Linked DNA regions of Mus musculus: region 1 is linked to region 2. A link is a loop called in an ENCODE intact Hi-C map of the cell type or tissue named here. Cell type or tissue: gastrocnemius. All regions are shown on one strand.

What was found. Hi-C counts contacts between places; a loop is a spot of excess contacts. Peaks named below come from ENCODE experiments on the same cell type or tissue, not always from the same donor. Only the 100,000 strongest peaks of a DNase experiment are listed, where the experiment ranks them.
Region 1: a loop joins it to region 2, with 5 times the contacts of the local background. A loop is called at or near these places in 3 of 42 quality-filtered maps.

Annotation. Positions count from the first base shown.
Region 1 is chr13:94,100,159-94,108,158 of GRCm38, forward strand. All of the region lies in intron 1 of Lhfpl2 (lipoma HMGIC fusion partner-like 2), which reads left to right. Among named protein-coding and RNA genes, the nearest start is that of Lhfpl2, 46 kb to the left of the region's middle. In gastrocnemius, no CTCF peak of the experiment used is centred here; a DNase peak (open chromatin) is centred at 141; H3K4me3 peaks cover 1,357 bases; H3K27ac peaks cover 1,292 bases.
Region 2 is chr13:94,162,982-94,170,981 of GRCm38, forward strand. All of the region lies in intron 2 of Lhfpl2 (lipoma HMGIC fusion partner-like 2), which reads left to right. Among named protein-coding and RNA genes, the nearest start is that of Lhfpl2, 110 kb to the left of the region's middle. In gastrocnemius, no CTCF peak of the experiment used is centred here; a DNase peak (open chromatin) is centred at 3,698.

The DNA of each region.
Region 1 (8,000 bases), 63 kb before region 2:
AAATGAGAGGCAAAGTATTGCCCAGTGGCCTCCCGGGATAATGTGGTTCTGCCGCTGGGGATGTCTGTGACCATGCCCTTGGCAAACCGCTGTCAGAGGAATTAATGAGATCCCCGAAGGCTCCAGAGCAGCTGTGGAGGTAAATACCCACCGTCACCTGCAGGGTGGCTTACCTGTGGGCGAGAGACATTTTGGACTCACGAGGGCCTGAGTCGATCTCATTTAGTACTAGGGATAAGGAACACACAGACAGAAGTAAATATTTAGAGGTACTGGTCTTTTCTGTTGCTATTTTTCTGTTTCATTTCTTCTTGGCCTATAGGCCCTTTAATATGGGATTATTTCCCAAAGGCTTGCTGGCATCGTTTGACCTACTTACTAAGAAGGATTTGATTGACTTCCTTGCCAACAAGGATTACCATGCCAGCAGAAGAAAGAAAGCAAGACTTTGTGAACAACTTTAACCGACCATGAAGAAGACCATTTATTTTAATTTGGTATATTGCTCACAAAGTTCAAGATTTTCAGGCTGGTCTTGTTTTATATGTGCTTCTTAAAATTCCTATGTCAAGAACTTTAGATGACTATTAGAGATCCTTTGATTGCTAATAAGAAAGGTCAAGGTTGAACGGAGTGGTCGAGATCACCCAGCGTTGCTTGTTACGGAAGTGACAGCTGGCGGCTTTCTTCCCACCACATAGAAATGACCTTATTGAGTTTAAAAGCCATTCAGTCCCTATTAGGCAGCAAAAAAGAATTTAAAAGAATATTCTAAGTGTTAGTATTGTAGAAAAAGAGCGTTCCTGTTCTTGTTGTATTGAGATGCCCTTTTCCAGAGCTTTGTTTAGGAAGTACCATGTATGCCAGGTGAATAAGCAGGAAGACCCTAAGTTGAATAGTGGGGGAGGTCACCCCATAAAACATGAAAGCTTCTGATGCTGATGCTGTGTGGCCAAATGTAATAGGGCTTTGTTCCAGCCTTCCCCAGAAGCACCGGTAGGACACTTGTGCCATGTCCAGTGGTCACTCACATCATCACAGACACAGCTGTGAGTTGGCAAGACTTACTGACAGCTGTAACAAAGGGCAGAGGGAGGGACAAGTCTGTGAGGTGTGAGCTGTGTGTGACCATGTCCCCCTCGACTTGAGCACTCCTCACTCTCTCTGTCTGTGTGCTTCTGGACGGCAGCTCTCCGAAGGCGAGAGAGCTCGCAACTCTGGCGGGATAGCATCAAGTGGCAACTGTCGTCAGCGTGTGTAGACTGCTGTGCCACTGTGAAATCACATGTTAGAGCTGCCCCGTGAGGTGGCCCAGTGACCATCCCCTTATTAGACAAGACAAAAATATCCTGCCCAAGGGAAGAGAGTGTGAAGGGGGGGGGGGGTGGTTGATCCAGTGTGGGACCTAGGTGCTGATCTAAGTAGGGTCATGTGATTATATTCACACATCAAAGTGAAAAATTTGTTGCTTAAACTCAAGAATCTGAACTACAGGACTGATGCTGTTCTTCAGTCCCAAATCTTTTTAAAAGGTAAAACATGGCTTTATTTCTCCTTCCTCGTTAAGCCCTGAGGTTCTATGGCCTCAGACCACCAGGTCTAAGCATGAGAGTGAGCTATAAAGCTTCTTGTCTGCATGCCTTTGGCCAAACTACTCTCCCGCCCACAGTGCCTCCACCTATAAAATAGCTCTGCTTGTAATACTTCTGTGCATGGTCCACAGAAAGAATGCTGTAGGTGCTTAGTGCAGTGCCTGGTACCTAGTAAGGGCTCTTAGTCAGTGCTCAGTGATGGTGACAAGGAGGGCAGGGAAGGGCTTGGTATGGTGATCAATGCTACGTTGGTTTTCAGTGGCCTTGAAGTTTTAAAACATGGAATTTTCTGTCCACCTGAACTCTTGGGAATGCTGAGTGACATCCCTAATGGACACAGCCTCTTCTGCTACACACACGCTCTGTAGCTTCCTGAGCAGTAGTTTCCAGGAAGAGCAGCAACTTTTGGGCCTCACTCATCATCTGTTTCCTATTTGTTCCACATACTCCAGTTTAAACTTTCAAGGTCATTCCACCCCCTCAAAGACTGGAAGCAGCTGGACCTATGGCTCACGCTGACTTGCTGGACCTATGGCTCACGTTGACTTGCTGGACCTATGGCTCGCACTGACTCCGTATCTTCTAAAGGTCAGCGTATCCCACAGCCTCTCTAGAGTGAGCCCTTTGAATCAGCATCTGAAGATATATAAATATGCACACCCCCAGCAGAATCAAGTACTTCAACGTGTTAAAATTGTGTGTGTGTGTGTGTGTGTGTGTGTGTGTGTGTGCAGATGCACGAATCATGCCAAGCATGTGGAGATCAGAGGACAACTTGTGGGAGTTCTCTTTCTACCGCATGAGTCCTGGAAAGCCAACTCAGGTTGTTAAGTTAGGCGGCAAGCGCTTTACCCACCAATCCATCTTGCTGACCTCAAATACTTTTTATTTTCTTTTTTGGGGGGGTGTGGGGTGGGGTGGGTGGGGAGGGGGAACTCTCCTGTATCTCATGGCTCAAACTTATTACATAGCAGGGGGTGACCTTGAACTTCTGATCATCCTGCCTCTACCTCCCAAGTGCTAGGACTGTAGGTATTTGCCATGGCTGTTTATATGATACTAGCAATTGAAACTCAGATTTCATCCATGCTAAGGAAGTGCTCTGACAACTGAACTGTAGTGGAGCCATGTACCTAGGTCCCTCTGTATCACTTGGGCAGAAGCATCTGTCTGTGTTTCCTGTAACAGGGAGAGAGCACACGGGTACTCAGTGCCAAAGGCTCATCCTTTACTTGATTATGGGTAGGATAGACTTCCCAGCAAAGCTGGTGCTCGGTTCCCCTTGGTCTCCCTTGAGAAGTTACTCCCTTGTAGCTGACTTTCTTTCTCCAGTACCTTCTATGGGGAACTGGACAAAAGCCACAGGAGGCTTCTGTTCTTTTCATTTTAATCGAGAATCTGTGAAAACCACAAACCCTTCTCCCCAACTGATATTTGGAGTTTGGAGTTTAGAAGTATTATTTAGAAATATATTTACAAATAGCACTGATACGAGATGATTTCATCCTGGAGTAAGAATAAAGACTTATTTATCATCTAGGAGCAAAACCCTGTTTACAGATCATTTTTTTTGCCTTTGCCCAGCAAATGGCGTTGCTGTGTGACCGCGACAACCCAAGTTCAGTCTTTAGAACGCATATAAAGATGGACGGAGAGAAACCAACTCTACAGTGTGGTGCTCTGACCTCTGATGGTGTACGGTGCCAAAGGTCCTTTTCATCATGTGGGCATGAACACACAATGAAGACAACATTTTCAAAGTCACTCCTTTTTTGAATTGGTTGTCTTTTTGGTTTTCAAGATAGGCTTTCTCAAGAAGGGCTGGCCTTGAGCTCAGAGATTCCCCTTCCTTCTGACTCCCAAGCGCTGAGATTAAAGGCACCACCGCTGCTTCTAACAGTCACTACGTAATCACCAAGAAGGCTTTGAGTGGGAACGAAATAGTTCCCTTATTTTAATCCTGGGCCCTGCTTATAAAAGTAGCTCCAGGCTAAGAAGACTCTAGTCTGAATTGAGCTAGTGGCTCATTTGTTGATGTATGTACTTCATATTACTGCTAAGCCATGACTCCCTCCACCATAGCTATCTCCCAACCTTTAGCTTCTGATTCGTGATGAAGGATGAGGAAGCTCCAGGAATTCATTTGTTTTTCCTTCTAAAGATCCCCTTATAGGCTTTATTTAAAGGTCTGGGCTGGAGCATAATGGAAAGGTTTTCTCGGTAAATGGAATTTCGAGGCACTGCTTTCTTGGCTCTGATCAGGCAGTCAGGCCCTTTGTCAACACAGAGTCAGGATTTGGTAGTGGGCACTGCAGTATGTGTATCTTTCTGATTGTTACCTGACCATAGCCAGAGGCCATACCGCAGGAAAAGCACAAAGCTATGGCAAACAGCAAAACTACCAAACTTGTCTCACTTTCTAGGCCACGGGCGGAAGGGCATCTTGCTTTGGTGGAAGACAGTTCTCATCTGTCTCTTTTGCAGAATCAGATTCCAAAAGGTGGAAGAAATTATATGAGATTTGAAAAACATAAGAATATACTTTCTCAGAAGTATCTTCTTGATGAATATGTGTCCCCTCCCCCTTATAGCTTCTAGGAGCAGGCAGTGGGGCTGGGGGCATGAGCCACTCCCCGAAACGTGCACACATGTGTTGGTAGATCACGCGTGATAGGACAGGTTTTTGGGAGCAAGCCCGCTGCTGGGCACCCAGACTTTCAAATAGAGAGGAATGGAACTGGAGGCGCTTTCAGACTCTAGGCAGACACTTCCAGGACTTCTCTCTCCTTGATCTTTTGCCAGGGGCAAGCACATGTCCCCAGTCAGAAGCTCTTTTGAGATACTGAGATAAGAATGGTGTGTTTGTCTCTCTGTCTCCCCCGCCCCACCCCCTTTCTCCCATTCACACTTTGTCTGGACCAAGAAGGTAGATACAGATGGTATAAGAAAGGTTATATTTTATTACGGTGAGGGTCAGCACACAAGCTTCACACTCTAAATTCCCAACCTCAATCCTAAGCCCATCTCCTCAAAGCTGCTCACCCATGTGGCATAGCTTAGCTGAAGGTCAGATTCAGTCTGTAAGAGAAGTCTCTGGTTCAAGAGTCGGGATCCCGGGGAGACTGTCCGGCCGCAGGGCGGGTCAAGGTGGTGCCTCTCCAGATGTGCAGAGCAGAGCGATGCTCTTGGTCTCAGCTTATATACTGTCCAGTGGGGTTCTAAGACTCTGTCTGGTTATCCTGAGTGCACATGTCACTAGGTTCTGGCTATCAGGTACAGCCTTGGGTGTAGTGGGATTCCAGACTAAGCTATTTTTACATGCCTAGAAGGGACTTTTATTTTTTTAACCATGCTCATTGCACAACTCCTCCCTCTCGGATCTTCCTAAACGTAGTTCAATTCAACCATTTTAAGTGAAACTGAAAAACAAATTAAAACTCCCCACAACAGAATATTCTCTCTGGCAAGGAAAGGAAATTATCAACTAAACTTCCTCAAGGATCCCAGGCAGCAAAATCGTAAACCAGCGTCTCTCAGACTCTTGGCAGAAAACCAGCCTTGCTTCTCCTTGCTTCTTAGAACACACCCCCACCCCTAGTATATTTCTCTCTCTGTGTGTGTGTGTGTGTGTGTGTGAGAGAGAGAGAGAGAGAGAGAGAGAGAGAGAGAGAGAGAGAGAGAGAGAGAAAGCCCCATCTGGCTTTCTGTGTATACCAGGGACCTGAACACTGTCCTTCATGCTTATGGGCCAAGTACTTTACCCAGTGGGCTATCTCTGCAGCCTAAGGTTCTTTCTGCTCTGTCTTTAAAAATTAAAAAAAAAAAATGAGAATCTGTTAGTTCTTATTCTTCTTGTGATTGATATCTTGGTTTTGCTTGTGAGAGAGAAATAAAATCAATGTGCTGGCGTGTCCTATCTTTAATTGATTCTTTCTGCAGGTGAAACGCAGCAGCCGTGCCGGAGAAGGGAGCATAATTCATATCTTTGTGACTCTGTCCAAGTTCTGAGAAACTGTTCAAACTCAGTTTTGCTGGTATTTACCAGTTGAGGTCCAGCCAACCCCTGTACTTGCCTTTCCTTCCCAGAGGGCATGATAAGGAAAGAGGGGGAGAAGAGTTCAAAGAACGAAAAACAGAGGTTTCATTAGGGTAGCATTGGGGGTCAGGTAAACATGGCTTTCGAGTTTCATTGAAGAATTCCAGAAAGCCGAGGGCAAAGTCTCCAGAAGGGTTGTAGCATGGTGGGAAGTTCTTCTTTAAAAGAATGTCAGAAAACGCAATATAATACTCTTAGGGAACAGAAACTATTAAAGTAGGAAAGGATATAACCCTCCCCCCAGGTTTCTTTCTTTATTTGAGAAATTTGGAAGACCCAGAGAAGATCGTCTCTAGTGACCAGAACACACGTCTTTATTGCACACTTGCTCCCCAGCAGCTGTGGTGTCATTGAGTTTGTGAACTTAGATTTTCAGTGCAGATTCATCGCAGACCTGCCTTGGAGCCAGCAGCATGTGTGCTCTTGGGAATCCAGGCACCTTCTGTGGACCTGCCGTTGAGGGCATAGGCTACCTCCTGGCTGTCTATCAAGAGAGCCGGCGTTAAGGCGATGCCCTGTTTGTCTGGAAAGCGTCTTCCAGGGGACTTTCGGGTGCGTGGCTTCTGACACCATTCCACCTAACTCCATCTGGAAATCTCTTTCTCATTTCACTTAAAAAAAAAAAAAGCTAAAACAGTCCCCATTGATGCCAAAAGAAATGAAACCATGAGTTAAGCAACTCGTGGAAATTGTGGAATTTCTGTCGAGGAGATCTTCAAAGTGGAACATAAAAATTAGGTCGCTTAAGTAAGTCTGCTTGGAGGGCGACCAAAATGGTCTTTCGCAGTGTTCCAGATTTATTAACCACTCAGGTTAGTACTCATATCTCAGGAGATCAGAAGAATAGTCAGTCCTTTGTTTGCGGCCATTGATGTTAAATGCTGAGCTCTGTGGTGACTCCTGCCTTGTGTGGTAGTACTGCGTCTGCAGGTCGAGGGGTAAATGGGAGGGATACAATCAGAGAAGTTCTCCTTGTAGAAAACAGCATGTGTTCTCTTCAGAGGATGGCGTGAAGAAGGCAATTGGCTGGCTAAAGCCCAGAGAAGCCACCAAACGGCCACGATTCGGTGTAGAAACACGATCCACGCGCAACTGTTGTACCGCAAGGATGTTTAGATCTGGGCTACTGGACACTCTTGACTCTACAGAGTTAAGCAGATTGTCTGGAAGAAGCCAGTAGAATCATCTGGCTCCAGTATGAGCCTAGAATGATAAAAATTGAAAAGTCAAAGAAAAGGTTCTTTGTGGGATGCCAAACCACAGTGAACATAGCTTTTGGTGACTTTGCTGAATTCCCCCTGAGCCTGGAGCCATTGGCTTCTCCTTCTGCAAATTACATCCAGATCTTCCTCCTACTGCATAGTGGCTGGCCCATCTGCCTGCCTCCCACTGACCTCAAAAGAGACAAACTTCCAGGGCTAGCGAACACTCGCACCAAAGAACGCGGAGGTTTTCTCAGCCGTGGAAACAGAAAGCTGTGGAAGGTGCTTAGCAGAGAGGAATTCAAGCGGTAAAAGCCCCGGTTTTTATTTTTATGTGTGTTGGTAATTTTGAGAACTTCATGAGTTTTTCCACATTCCATTTTTAGGGTAAAGGTTTTGGAATTTTATTTGTTTATTTTTTAATTCTTTCAAAAAATCATTTTATGTGCATGAGTGTTTTGCGTGAAGGTATTTATATGCTACCATACGTATGTCTGATGCCCACAGACATCAAAAGAGAGTGTTGGATCCCCTGGAATTGGAGCTATTGCTATGGATGGTTGTGAGCTGCTGTGTAGGTGCTGAGAGTGGAACTCTGGTCCTCTGCAGGAGCAGCAAATGCCTTTAACCACTGAGCCACCTCTCCTGATTCTTGTTTATTATTTTTGAGACTAGCTCTCTTGTACTTGAAGCTGGCCTGAGGCTTTCTGTCCTCCTGACTCAGGCTCCTCAGAGGTGAGATTGCAGGTGTATACAGGTCCACCCAGAAAGATTTAGGAACTTACCTTAGTGACTTGCTGAATTCCGCCTGTGCCCGGAGCCATTGGCTTCTCTAACTTCTCTGACTTTAACTTTAGATTAAATGTCCACTGCCACTCTCTCCTGATCTGCTCTGTGCGTGTGGGACGTCCTCAGGGATCCGCAAATCCATTTTCCTTGGGGTTTATTTTCCCTGTGCATGTTGCCAAGGCTGGTCTTGAACTTGTGGTGTTAGCATTCCTGTTCAGCCCTTGAGTATCTGGGGCTTTGGGCCTGGGTCTCTGAACCCCACATTCTTTGCCTTTTTTTCCTTGGGCAGGCAGACATCATTGTGAGAACTCTTAAGCTTCA
Region 2 (8,000 bases):
GGACCACCTGGCCAGTGGTGGTACTGCCCACAGTTGGCTGGGTTCTGAACCCCATCAATCAATCATCAGCCAAGAAAATACCCCCCCCCCCCCGCAGACTTACCTCCTGCCTAAATGGTTAGAGGCATTTTCTCCATTCATCTGTTCTTCCCAGGTGATCCTGGCTTGTGAAAAGATCACACATGCATGAGAAAACACACACGCATACACACACACATACACACGTGCACTTTAACTAGAATAGGGAGCAGGTGACTTCTTGGGGTACTGTCTATTCTGCCCTGGATTGTGCTAGAAAGCTGATGGTTGAGCCTGCTGGAACCCTGTGAGTCCATAATACCACCTCTGTGACTTCAAAGGGATTCGCTTCCTCTTTGCCTACCTGTTCTGCAGACCTTCCAGTGTACAGTGTCCAAGAGACAGGACCAGGAGGTGTCTCTACTAGAGAACTGTGCCTAAGGCCCTTTTGCCCACGTCTTCCCCAGCAAACCTTTCCCCTGCTATGCTTCATTGTTCTTAGGGGCTGTGATAAGAGGGCCCCTATTCCCACAAAGAGGATACTGAGCCATCTGAACAAGTATATCGATTGCAGGTTTCCAAAGAGGGCCTGGGAGGGCTGAGTGTCCCACAGTACTCTTGAACTCCAAGCCTCCAGTGACTTCACCTAGGCTGCCCCTTAGGCCAGCCAGTGTTGGAGGCCAAGGATAATGTGTGAGCTTAAGGATTGCTCTGGGTCAGCAAGTACCTGAGACTTCTGAGCCATGTTTCCAATGTAATGTAGTGTTCTCTCAAAAAGAGGGTCTCCTTTCAGGGTTCTTAAAGATCATCTGTTCTTAAAAAATACATTGAATCCTAGCCATCCTGGGATTCTGTTTTAGTTAGTAAAGAAAATTTAAACTTTCTTTGTTGATGACTTGATTAGTAGCTCTCAGTGCTAGATAGGTTGGATCACTATTGAAACATATCATGTTTAATAAGCTAGGTGTGGATGATATTTATACATCTGTACATCACAAATATTTGTATATATGTAGTTGTCATCCTAGAATAGTTCTATATATTTTAATGAGCATATCTCATAGATTCCAATATGGCATCTCCATCCATATCATTATACCTGATCACTGAATTGTTTTTATTGGTGTTAAATCTCTGACAGAAATGAACTAGCCGAGAGGAGACTTTCAGTACATAACTAAGCGCACCGGGCCTCAGATGTAAACACCTCCCTATGTGTGTTGTTCTTTATTGCACGTGTGTTCAGCACATAAGATGAGGGCTCTTTTCAAAACTTCACAGAGCTTGCTGGACCTTGGCAGTGGAGACTTACGAGGCAGGCCTCTCGGATCTGAGGCTGGAGTTTGTGTTGTTGGAGATAAAAAGCTGGTGCCCATATTAATGAGAAGTAAAGGAGAGACAACATTTCAGCTATATGCTTAGAAGCAGGAACTGAGCTGAGACTAGACATTAGCCTGTGACTTTGTCATAGTCTACTACTGCTCTGTCCTTCTGGTGAGAAACAGAAGTGACCTCAGACAGAGAATCAAAGGTCGGTTGTTTTTTTTTTTTTAAAGAAAAAGTAAATACCCACTAGCATTGTCCCTAAGTAAATCTGTTAAGCTCTGGGGCCTTAAGGATATGGGTGTCTTACATCATCCGGTCCTATTTGCTGATGATTAGGAACGTGCTCCCCCACACAGGGTTTGTAAGTGACCTCAGCGAGGCTGGTGGCGCTGGGGTACGTTTGGCATGTTCACTTTACTGGGGCCCAGGTTGAGGACTCTGCTGTGTTGAAGGCTGCTGCTGCCTCTGCCTTCCAGGAAACTGCTGGGGTGAACTGGTCTTTCCACTGGAAGTTGTGGGTCATGGCTGTGGGTCTGTCCTCTTTACCACTCTCCCTTCCCCCTACTCTGCTTTTGGTTTTTTGAGACAGGGTTTCTTTGTGTAGCCCTGGCTGTCCTAGAACTCACTCTGTAGACCGGGCTGGCCTTGATCCACCTGCCTCTGTCTCCCAAGTGCTGGCTGGCGAGTGCCTCTACCACTGGCCTTCTTTACTACTTTAGAGAGAGACTTCTGCCTATTTCTTTCATGCCTGTGACCTCTTTCATGGCCACCAGGGACCTGGGCCCTAACGCTGTGCCGCACATTAACTACTTCAGCTGGCTTTTGTCCTGTGTCCGGCAGTGATGATGGAAGAGAAGAATTTTTAAGGATCTGTGCTTGCATCCAAACTAACATTTTCTCTATTAGTAGTGTTGAGCTGATAAAGTTATATCAGGTTACTGTCATAAGCAAACAGAGGACTGTATAAGGGGAGACAATGGCCAGACTAAAGTTGTTGGCAGTGTAGTAACCTTGTAAGCTGATTGTCTTAGTTAGGGTTTTACTGCTGTAAACAGACACCATGACCAAGGCAAGTCTTATAAAAAACAACATTTAATTGGGGCTGGCTTACAAGTTCAGAGGTTCAGTCCATTATCATCAAAGAGGGAACATGGCAGTATCCAGTCAGGCATGACGCAGGAGGAGCTGAGAGTTCTATGACTTCATCCAAAGGCTGCTAGTGGAAGACTGACTTCCAGGCAACTAGGGTGAGGATCTTATACCCACACCTACAATGACACACCCATTCCAACCAGGTCACACCTATTCCAACAAGGCCACACCTTCAAATGGTGCCACTCCCTGGTCCAAGGATATACAAACCATCACACTGATGAAGTCACCATATGGAAGACACCTCTCAGATGCTGTCCTCTCAGAGGGATTGATAGGATTTTATGATGGAGGTAGAGACGTGGGGCATGTGGCCATAGTTAATCCCTACCCGGGCTCAGCTTGTCACTCTCTTGAATGCTGCCCTATGGCTGTCTCCCCATTGTGTAATCTAAGTTGTCTTTGCTGCTGCCCTTGATGGCTTCTTACCTCCCCCGGTTAGTTGTCCCAGTTGTCCCCAATACTTAGAAAGACTTGGCCTGCTCATGTTGGAGGCTAGCCTCTGGGACGCCCTACAGTTTTGTTCCATGCTGACACCTGGTACCAGATGGGTCCCTGAGATGTCTTTGGAGCTGCTCTAGGGGAGGGGTTTTTGCCCTTGAGACCAGCACACAGCCCCCTACCTGTGAGTTCGAGAAGCCAGCTTCTTAGTCATAGCCCTGACTGCAGGGCCAGGAGGTACCTATAACTGTGATCCACTGATGATAATAGCTCTCAGAAGAATGGTGAATGGAAGGACAGGCAGACTGTCAAGGCGTTTGCTGTGGTCCTGAAATCTCAGCACTGGGTACAGCCGAGGTTTGGTTTTGTGACCATCGAGAGTTCATAGAGAGTGGCTGTTCCCTTGACTTGAATTGTAAGGGACACAGCAGTGGAGGGCTCTCTGATGACACAGCAAAGGGAAGGGAAAGCTGGTAAGCTCTATAGCTGGGAGTGATTGGTGCCTCAAGTTAGAAGGGCAAAGCCATGCAGTCAGTGGGGTGGGAAAATGCAGTGCCCAGGAGATTTGGGACTTCATAAGACAACAATGTCATCTTCTGTGGGAGCGGCTCTTGTTCTAGTTGATCCTTAGATTTTCTGCTATTCGCTGGAGTTGTGTGAGCGTCTCAGCAACAACAGATGGCACAGTCCTCTCTGCTTACCTTGTTTGGGGCTTGTGAAGTGACTGGGCAGGCCCTGGCTGATGGCATTGTGGCTGAGCAAGTGGGATTTCTTTCTGCCTGTACACAGCAGGGGTCAGAAGAGCCTGCAGTTGCTGTGCAGATGATGTCAGGGTTCTCTGGGCACAGAGATGCCCCGCTGTCCCTTAGAAGAGCCACTGGTCTGCTCTCTTGGGATCATGTGCTCTGGACTGCAGCAGCTTGAACGGGGTGCATGGAGCATCCCCTCTGCTGTGCCCCAGAGTTGATCCCTGAGTTCTCGCTCTCCCTGTCCTTGTGACCTTTTTTTTTTTTTTTCTGTTTCTTTCCTATTGATCCTGGAATGACACCTGGGCCCTCATTAGGACCCAGACCCGACACAGAATACATTATTAATTAGAAAACTACCTATGGTTTAAAATGATATAAAATGAGGGCATTCGAAAGGCAACTCTGGGAAATAACTTTTCACTTCATTAACAAACCAAAAGTAGCTTTGGGCCCATAGAAGCAGTGCAGAGGCCCCTAGCCCAGTCATGCCCAAATATCTGCCAGGAAGGCTGGTTGGCTCAGTCACTTCTGCTCTCTGACAGACACAGCAGCCAAACCCCTGAGGAAGAGCTACCTTCTTAAGAGTTTAAATGGGCAGATGTAGAAAAGAGAAGAGGAAGTTTAAAATATGCAGGTGATCTTCCATGATAGACCTAGGAACACCTGTGTGTGTCTGTGTGTCTGTCTATCCGTCCGTCCATGTCTGGAGTGGTCTCAGGTTCATTATCTTCTGTCTCAGTCTCCTGAGTGCTGGGATTATTGGAGTATGACCCATGCTTGGCATGGGGGAAGCTCCATTTTTCCATTTGCAGAATAGTGATTACTGAAAACAAAAGCTAACTCTAATGTGTGACCCAGGGAAAGCAGAAGCGGGGTGCATAGCCCTGGTCCTTGACAGTCCTGTCTGGTTTCTACCCTCTTGCCAACCCGTTTCTCAAACAAACAGACTAGCAGGGACTTTTTTTTTTTTCCGAGACAGGGTTTCTCTGTATAGCCCTGGCTGTCCTGGAACTCACTCTGTAAACCAAGCTGGCCTCGAACTCAGAAATCTGCCTGCCTCTGCCTCCCAAGTGCTAGGATTAAAGGCGTGTGCCACCACTGCCTGACTAGCAGGGACTTTTTAAAAAACTCAGAAACCCAACTAAAAACACATTGTGTCTATCCAGGTTGTCGAACAGGGGATACCACTGACATGCAGTATGGCGACGGTAGAAATCTATTTTAAATACCCCTATACATGTCAAATTGTAGGAAGCTATCAAAGCGAGGCTTCTCTAGGTCTAGACCTCTGGCATCTGAACAGGACAACTCTTTATTGTCCTTGTAAGACACCTGATAGCATCTGTGGTTCTTGAGAACATGTAGCCTATACACCTCTCTCACAAAAGATGTGACAGGCAGTAGTGAATCTAGACATTGGCACACATCACAGCTCTGGGTAGGTGGGTGGGGCACAGTCACCCCAGGCAAGATGAGAACCCCAGCGTCAGCTTCTTTGCAGAGGATCAGAGATGGAGGAAGAGATGCTTGTCCTAGGGGCTGAAAAACTTCATTGGCCCAAAGGAGGTAGGTGCTGAGCACCTTCAGCTCAAAGAACACAGCACTGGCTGGGCCATTTGACCCTTCAACAGTCAGGACACCCATTTTTCTGTAACCTGTATGTTTTATGGGGCCATCAGAGCAAGAACTTGAGAAGCCACCTCTGGTCGTATCTTTTAAGATCTGCAGACAACAGCAGCCATTGGCCTTAGAGATGGAGGCTGTGCTGTGCTTGTGCTTGTGGGGAAAGGTCCCCAGGGATCAGGGAAGTCCCTCGCTGTCCCAGGATTTGCTGGAGAACAGCTGCTCTGCGGATGGAATCCCTTGTTCCCATTAACTTAGGAGCTATCCTGAGTTGGACAGAGAACAGGTGGCTGGCCGCTGGCTGTGTCCTGATCACACTGGGTCACACCCCTTTGTCTTCATAAACTAAGACAGAATGTGGGCGCTGGTTAGAGATGCAGGTCCCCCCAGCACCTCCCTGCAGGAGCCAGGGACTGTCCTTCAAGGTAGAGGAGGGTCTTCTTCACTTTCAGAAGCAAAATCACATGCAGTTGGTTTTATCCAACTGTCTCATGCTTACAGAAGACCTGGAGGATAAAGGCCATTTTGCTAAGCCTTTTGGGGGTTCTTGTGTCTAGGGGAGATGGCAATAATGAAGAAATGGGCCAAGAAACAAATAGTTTGTCCGAAGTACATTAGATGTGCTCCCCCTAAATCAAGGTAGTAAATTGACTGATGTTTGGAGCTTATATTGTTAATTTAATATTTTATTCTTCCATACTTGGAGTTTACCAGCAGAAAAGCATCCTTTTGGTATTTTCAGTGTAAATTACCTAAGCTTTGTGCTTTGAAACCTACATGGTATTTCTTTTCTATAAAGCTGGGAGTGATTGGTGCCTCAAGTTAGGTCACAGGACCCATCCATCTTCAGTCCCTCAGAGACCAAAGCTGGAGCCGGGAGCATCCTTACAGAGTCTGCGCTAAGCAGGTTCCTCAGCTAAGACTGGGCCATCCATTTTACCAGAGCTCTGACCTGGGGCCTCTTCCTTTTGCCCCAGTGATCTGTCAGTCCTCGCCTTCCTTTGCCACTTTCTAGAGTTTTTTCTTTTCATCATCCTCTGGTCGTATCACAGAACTGGATACTGGGGAACCCTGTAGCCTCAGTAGGATGTGGAACAAAGGGATCGCTACCCACCCAAGCTGCTATTTGTGAGTACTCCCTGTGCCCCAAGCGTTATGCTAATCCCATGGTAGCAGTGAGTAATAGCTGGCTCTGTGGCTTGGATGATGTGCTGGTCATTGTCCAGATGCCCACATCTTATTCCTCGCTGCAGCCGTGGGGAGCAGGGCACTGTTCTATTCTGGGGGATGAGGAAGCCAGACGTGCAGAGGCTAAATACAAACAGCCTGTCTGAGACCACAGCTTTTGATTGGCAGAACTGAGCTGGTCTGAGGTCTGTGTATGAAGCTTTGAAAAGCACTGCACCACCCTGTCATGTGGTATGTATGCCCTTCTCCCAGTGTGGTATTGCTTGCTGAGGGCCAGAGAGCAATGTCAGAGGACACCAAGTTTGTCCTTTTCCAGTAGATTCTCTGGATGGCCTGGGGTCTCCAGGCTGATGTTAAGCTATGACCTTCCTGGTTACAGGAAAGCTTTTCTCTGTATAGCAAGTGTCTTCTCCATTCAAGTAAATTCCCCACTTGGAGTTTATCTCCCTTCTTCAGTCTGCTGATCTTTTTAAATTTGTATAGGTTATCAACAAAACACGATTGTGTTACAAGGAGAGTCAGATCTCATTGCTGAGAAGACACCTCCCTCCTAGCTTCAAAGTGGCATCTCTTAGACTAGAACTTCCCAACCTCAGCCACAGGACTCGCCGAGCGAGGGCTCTCTCAAACCCGAGGAGCCATCTCCCACATCTTTTTAAGGATTGGAGTTCCATATCAGCTAGAGAGAACCCTGGGCACAGTGTGCTTGTTGTGTGTGTCTGAGTTTATGTGAAATGGATATGCATAAAGTTGTGCTGGTCCTGAGGTCTGAGTAATGCCCTCCCAGATAAGCAACGGGGATTAAACGCATCACCTCCAAAAGATGCTCATGGGAAATGCGCACACTGAACTTGCAGTGAGCATCCATCTCTGTGACACAGACAGTGGAAAACAAACGTAAGTGACTAGAAGAAAGAGTCAAAAACCCCAGGTGGTTGGGTACTCAGTAAGATGACTGTCCTAGCGTCTTCAGGGGACGTGGGAGTGGGTGGGTAGTTAGGGAGGAAAGACAGACAGCCCTTATCTAGAAACTAACCAAATGCAATTCACGAGCCTCAATGGAGTCACAACTTTAAGAAGGGAAAACAAACTAAAAATGGAGCAGGCTTGGCAAAGTGTGGATGAGGCGTTGGATATGAATAGGCTGTTTTCTTGAGTGCATTGATTGTCTTGTAGCTATGCGAGGAAATGCCCTTATTTTAGGAGGTCTGTGCTAAAGCATTTAAGGATAAATTATTAGACACATCATTTGCAGATGGCTCAAAGAAAAAGTGTATGCATGCTTTACATACATAGGATAGGAAAAAATAAGGGAGAATGTTAGCAAAAAAATGTTGAATCTGGTGTTGGGTTTACAGCTAGCTGTTCCTTGCCTATTCTTGACTATTTACATCCGTGTTCGACATTATTGTAATATAATAATAAGGTGCAAGGTGAGTAAGGACCCTGACCTTGCCTCATTTTCATCAGCCTCTTTGCCAAGCTGGGAGGGTAGGGTGGGAG